Linked DNA regions of Mus musculus: region 2 is linked to region 1. The links are chromatin loops, found by intact Hi-C in ENCODE. Cell type or tissue: gastrocnemius. All regions are shown on one strand. Each heading gives the region's core, and the rest is flanking DNA. Links, peaks and the distances in the headings are about the cores only.

Region 1 (2,907 bases), core at 220-2,719:
GGGAGGGGAAAATGGCCACGGTCCCAAGGACCATTAAGATAGAAGAGTCCATGGCTCAAGAAGTAGACATTCCAAGGGCACTATTGGATACCTGCACAGCAATATCCACTGACTTCCAAAGGTCCCTGTCCATAAAGACTAGGCCAGAGGCAGTTAAGGGGATATGCTAACTGGTTTTGTGTGTCAACTTGATACAACCTAGAGTTTGCACAGAGAAAGGATCTTCAGTTGAGGAAATACCTCCATGAGCTCAAGCTGTAAGGCATGTTCTCAATGAATGATCAAGGCAGGCAGGGGAGGGCCCATCCCTGGGCTGGTGGTCCTGGGTTCTAGAAGAATGCAAGCTGAGCAAGCCATGAGGAGCAAGCAAGCCAGTAAGCAGCACCCCTCCATGGCCTCTGCATCAGCTCCTGCCTCCAGGTTTCTGCCCTGCTTGAGTTCCTGTCCTGACTTCCTTTGGTGATGAGCAGCAATGTGGAAGTGTATGCTGAACAAACCCTTTCCTCCTGAACCTGCTTTTTTTGGTGATGTTGTTTTGTCACAGCAACAAAACCCTGAGACTGGGATGATGTTTGAGGTGGGAAAAGAAGCATCAGACAATGACCAGTAAAGATTCCCACTTCCCTTTCTGCACAGCTTTAAAGTAACTATGGGAGAACACTGCGGACTCACTCCCACTGAATGTACTGCCTGTTAAATGAGTTCACTAACCATAAAAGGACTGATGTCTGCCACTTTCTGCTCAGAGACTTCCTTTACTCACTCCCTATCTCCACATAGAGGCCAAACGCAGGCAGGAAAGAGAAGTGTGCCTCGGGACCAAAGAGGACTGCATCACTAGTCCATTTTAAAAGCTGTCGCACGTAAAAACATGGTACAAGTAGCTGGTTTTGCATGGCTTCAGTTGCAAGCCCAACACCATGGAAGTGCAGGAGGCACAGTCAATGGGCGCAGGCATGGGGGAGGTGTGACCTTCCCCGTGGGCCTTTCCCAGGAGCATAGTCCAGCAGGTACAGGGGAAAGAACAGCCAGCAATGGCAAGCAGAGAATCCGCTATTTGCCACCGTTCCTCCTCAAGATGTTTGGTTCGTTGGGTTCTAATCCCAGGGTTAGGTTTGGTTAGGAGTGACAATACCATTCCCCGGTTCTGCATGGAATAAGTTCAAGGAGGAAGCTTCTCCTAGGAGGGCAAGTGCACTGTTCCCTGCTCCTGGAGGGGGCGGGGCTGACTGTTCCCTGCTCCTGGAGGAGGCGGGGCTGACTGAGGCTTCCGGAAGTGCTCCTTGTGGTCGGAGAGGGGACCGGCAGATGGGCATGCTCCCTTCTGAGTGCTGCTTTGAGATGTTCAGTCGGGTATCCCAACCTTGAGTAAGGTTCTTCTCAAAGCCCAGAGGAGCTGTACCTGGGGATGCTGGTGCGCCTGTAGGGGAGCCACGAGCTTGCTGCATGGGACAGACAGAGAAACCAACATCCGGGAAAGACAGACGGTGGCGGTGGTGCAAGATGTCGAGAAAGTAAAAGTAATTTCCTCATTGGCACAGCAAACAGCTCCGAGGGGGATGGGAGTCTCCGGAGGTGTCTGGCCTTTCATGGAGCCTTGGGGTCCTCACCTTTGTTGGGATTCAGACCCGGGACAAACAGCTGAGGTGAATATTTAACATACCAAAGTAGACTTGGCTTCCAGGTTCTCCCAGCATTCCTCAGTCCCTCCCTAGCAGACCCTGAACTTTTCAGCCACAGAACTGTGTGAGGCAGCTCTATTTTGGACCAAGAAAGACTCTCCTTCTCTACAGATGAGTTGGAGATGCACACTTTGTAGAAAAGCCTTGAAGACACTAAAATAGGGGGAAGGCATGGGCACTGGCAGTTTTTCGGTGACCTTCCAGTGGAACACTACACAGCCTTGCAAATTTATTTTAAAAAGACCTATGGCAGGTGGATAAAATAATAGCCATAGCAGGCAGTGGTGGTGCACACCTTTAATCCCAGCACTTGGGAGGCAGAGGCAGGTGGATCTCTGAGTTTGAGGCCAGCCTGGTCTACAGAGTGAGTTCCAGGACAGCCAGGACTACACAGAGAAACCCTGTCTGAAAAAGCAAAAACAAAAAAAGAAAAAAAAAAAAGATAGTCATGAGCTACTAAAGTAGCCACCCAGGTATAGTCTCTTCATCACAGGCCTCTGCTCCCTGAAGCTTGCCCACGGCTGTTACAGACCACAGGCTAATAATGGGCTCCTCACAGCACGGCCTTGCCCAGAATCTCACAGAGAGGGACGGTGTGCCAAGGACCTTAAACTACTGACTACTGACACTCCGAGAGCAGACACTTGGGCACAGGCTTCTGAGCTGACCTCCCCTAGACACATCCCAGGCTGCACCAGTGCAGCAGCAAGCATGCCCGGGACTGTTTTCAATCCAGGAGCAACAGTTTTATGTACACCAAGTGACAACCCAAGGTCCAGCAGAACAGAATCCCAGAGGGCAGGATGACCTGAGAAGAAAAGCTTCCCTGAGCTGACAGGATTTTAATGCCCCATTTCATGGCTATATAAGGAAGCCATGGGTCCTTCTTCTCAAGCTGTCAGTGTACGGCAGTGCAGTAGAGTTTCCTCAACAAAACAGAATTAAACTTCTCTGTCCTCTCTGAACACTGTGACTGAGTCCCTCTACTTTGGCAAGGCAATGTTGCCCTGGCCTGCCTCGAAAGATCATGCTGGAGACTGCTGGCCATTTGACAGTAATGACAGTAATGACAGTAAGGAGCTAACGCCTGCAAAGCTCGCCCAAGAAAACTGGCCTAGAGCCAACCTTACAGGCCTGTAACCTGTGCCCTAGTTCCAAAGGCAGGTCACTAATCTTGTTTAGGCTAACAAAGGCACTTCCTCTTAGACAAGGAACGTCAGCCATA
Region 2 (2,907 bases), core at 128-2,627, 95 kb after region 1:
CTTTTAGAAAAGTGGGATTGCTTATGTTCTTTGGACATAGAGACGGCTAAGAAGCAGCCACTCTGCTGGCGCTGTGTGCCCAGTGATTAGTTGTGTCTGTAGATGAGCTATTCAGTTGAGTAGCACACGTTTGAAGAGTGTAAGTGCCTTTCCTCACACCCCATTTAATCTACGCTGGTTTTTACCTTCCTGCACAGATGGCCCGCTTTCCCCTTCCTGAGCTGAATTCTCACAGAAGCCAGTGAGTGCTAAGTGGCCAGAGGAAGCCTCTGGAGCCCAGGATACAGGTCAGGGAGTCAGGTGGTGCCTGCCCTTAGTGTCAGATACCTGCAAGGGAGTGCTTCTGAGGCTATGAGGTCACGCAGAAGAATTATTAAGACACTTTGTGGGCAGTATAACTGAGAAAATACATGATAGGCTTCAAGGGATGGCAATTGAAAACAAAGTAGGAAGCTTGTATGTCAGTCTGATTTTCAAATGCCAGAGTTCAAGATATGCATAAATATAAAAACATCATTTAAAGACCAGGAGAGAGAGAGAAAGGAGAAGAGAGAGGAGAGGAGAGGAGAGGAGAGGAGAGGAGAGGAGAGGAGAGGAGAGGAGAGGAGAGGAGAGGAGAGGAGAGGAAGAGGAGAGGAGAGAGGACATGGTAGGGGGGAGTGGAAGGGAGAGGGATGGGAAGAAGAGGGAAAGGGGAATGGGGAGAGGAAGGGGAGGAAGGTGACAGGCAGGGGAGGGAGAGGGGAGGGGAAGGGGGAGAGGAGGGGAAGGGGAGGGGAGATAATGTGGAGGGAAAGGGGGAGGGGAAGTGATGGGGAGGGGAGGAGGGAGGGGAGAAGAGAGGGAAAAGGGGAAGGAGAGGAAGGGGAGAAGAGGAGAGGGGAGGGGAGGGGAGAGGAGAAGAGGGGAGGGGAGAGGAGAGGGAGATTATAATTAGTGGCTATTTCTAGGTGAAAGGGTTTAAGGTTTGCACTTTTTTCCTCTCTACTAAGTTTTGTAATCAGAGAAATGCCAGACTTTGTCTTTAAAAAGACAAGTGACATTCAGGGTTTCTATTTCTCCTGTTAGGTGTTTGAATCTGAATTAAAGGCCCCGGTCCCAGCTGAGTTTCTTTAGAGGTGGTTGGTATTCATGCCTGGATTTTTCTGCAGCGTCCTTTTTACCAGGTGTGGCGGGAGGGAAGATGTGTTACCTGTGTGTAGCAACAGTCAGTAGAGCACTGTATGGTGGGAGGGAAGACCTGCAGGGAAGACGTGTTACAATGTAGACCCGCTCAGACTGAGCGGACAGGAGGCATATTCCCCGAAGCTTTGCTCTTTGGCCTTTCTCAGGGATGCCTATTTTAAGACCCAGCCAGCTTCACCTGCTGCTCTTTCCAGATGTGTCAGAATGCTTGCTCTATGGTTCTTCTGTAGGGTGTGTAAACCAGCAAATATAGTAATGATAAAACAAAGCAAAATAAACAGAAACAACAACAACAACAAAACAGTTAGAGGTGTGGCTATCCTGACCTTTCAGGAAACAACTTTCAAGATGTTCAAGGTTGATCTTTCACTCACTGGAAAGATCGAGGGATCCAATGCCCAGGCAACAGACACCCTGAAAGCTGTACCCACCAGTGAGGGTTACCACTCTTACGCTTCTTAAACCCTAGAGGCTTTGAAGCTTCACCACTGTTTCTCTCAGAAATGTACTGATTTGTTTACACTGCTTTAAAACTCAGGAAGCAGGACTAGAGAGATGGCTCAGTAGTTGAGAGTATTTGCTTCTCCTTCAGAGGACCTGGGTTCAATTCCCAGCACTCACATGGTGGCTCACAACCATCTGTAACTCCAGTTTCAGGCGATCTAACACCCTCTTCTGCCCTCCCTGGGTTTGCACAAACATGGTGCACAAATATGAATGCAGGCAAAATACCCATACACCTAACGTAAAATTGAAAAAATGAAGAAACAGTGTTACAATAACCACAAAGAATGTTTTATTATAAGAAAGTAATCCATCATCTTAAAACCCATCTAATTTCAGTTTAAGGGCTTAAAGCACTTAGGATTACATTTTTATTTATTTTTTTATTAGGTATTTTCCTCATTTACATTTTCAATGCTATCCCAAAGGTCCCCCATACCCACCCCCCCCAATCCCCTACCCACCCACTCCCCCTTTTTGGCCCTGGCGTTCCCCTGTACTGGGGCATATACAGTTTGCAAGTCCAATGGGCCTCTCTTTCCAGTGATGGCCGACTAGGCCATCTTTTGATACATATGCAGCTAAAGACAAGAGCTCCCGGGTACTGGTTAGTTCATATTGTTGTTCCACCTATAGGGTTGCAGTTCCCTATAGCTCCTTGGGTAATTTCTCTAGCTCCTCCATTAGGGGCCATGTGACCCATCCAATAGCTGACTGTGATCATCCACTTCTGTGTTTGCTAGGCCCCGGCAGGATTACATTTTAAGAACAAATTTTATAATGAAAATTTGGTGGGAAACCCTTCTAAAATTCTACTTTTCTCAGGCAGCTGTTATCTGTTTGATTTGTTTAGTTCCAAGGTTCTTTTTCATTGGAAGAAACATCTTCAAGGTGTACATTTTAGTAGATGTAGTCATTTCTTGACCTGGGCCCACTTTGATTTCCCATTTAATATCATGTAAATCAGAGACAGTTTAGAGTAATGGTTAAAAGTCCAGGATATGAAGCAGGCTGGGAGCTTCATTACTGAGTTCCTATACAGTAAGAACGGAAAGTCAGCCTGGAGAAGCGGGAGACATCATGGCCTCATTGCCGTCTGAAGCTTCGATATGCTCCAAAGTCATATGCCGAAGGCTGGTTGGCCAGCCTGTGGCCTGATGTGATATGGTGGAACCTTAAGAAAATGGCATCCATAGGAAGGAGGTCAGCTCACTGGAG

The links. Hi-C counts contacts between places; a loop is a spot of excess contacts. Peaks named below come from ENCODE experiments on the same cell type or tissue, not always from the same donor. Only the 100,000 strongest peaks of a DNase experiment are listed, where the experiment ranks them.
Region 2: a loop joins it to region 1, with 2.9 times the contacts of the local background. A loop is called at or near these places in 5 of 42 quality-filtered maps.

The regions. Positions count from the first base shown.
Region 1 is chr15:96,565,686-96,568,592 of GRCm38, forward strand. No RefSeq gene overlaps it. Among named protein-coding and RNA genes, the nearest start is that of Gm32457, 15 kb to the right of the region's middle. In gastrocnemius, for the core only: a CTCF peak has its summit at 1,287; DNase peaks (open chromatin) are centred at 1,256 and 2,303; H3K4me3 peaks cover 551 bases; H3K27ac peaks cover 444 bases.
Region 2 is chr15:96,661,179-96,664,085 of GRCm38, forward strand. No RefSeq gene overlaps it. Among named protein-coding and RNA genes, the nearest start is that of Gm22045, 9.2 kb to the right of the region's middle. In gastrocnemius, for the core only: no CTCF peak of the experiment used is centred there; no DNase peak of the experiment used is centred there.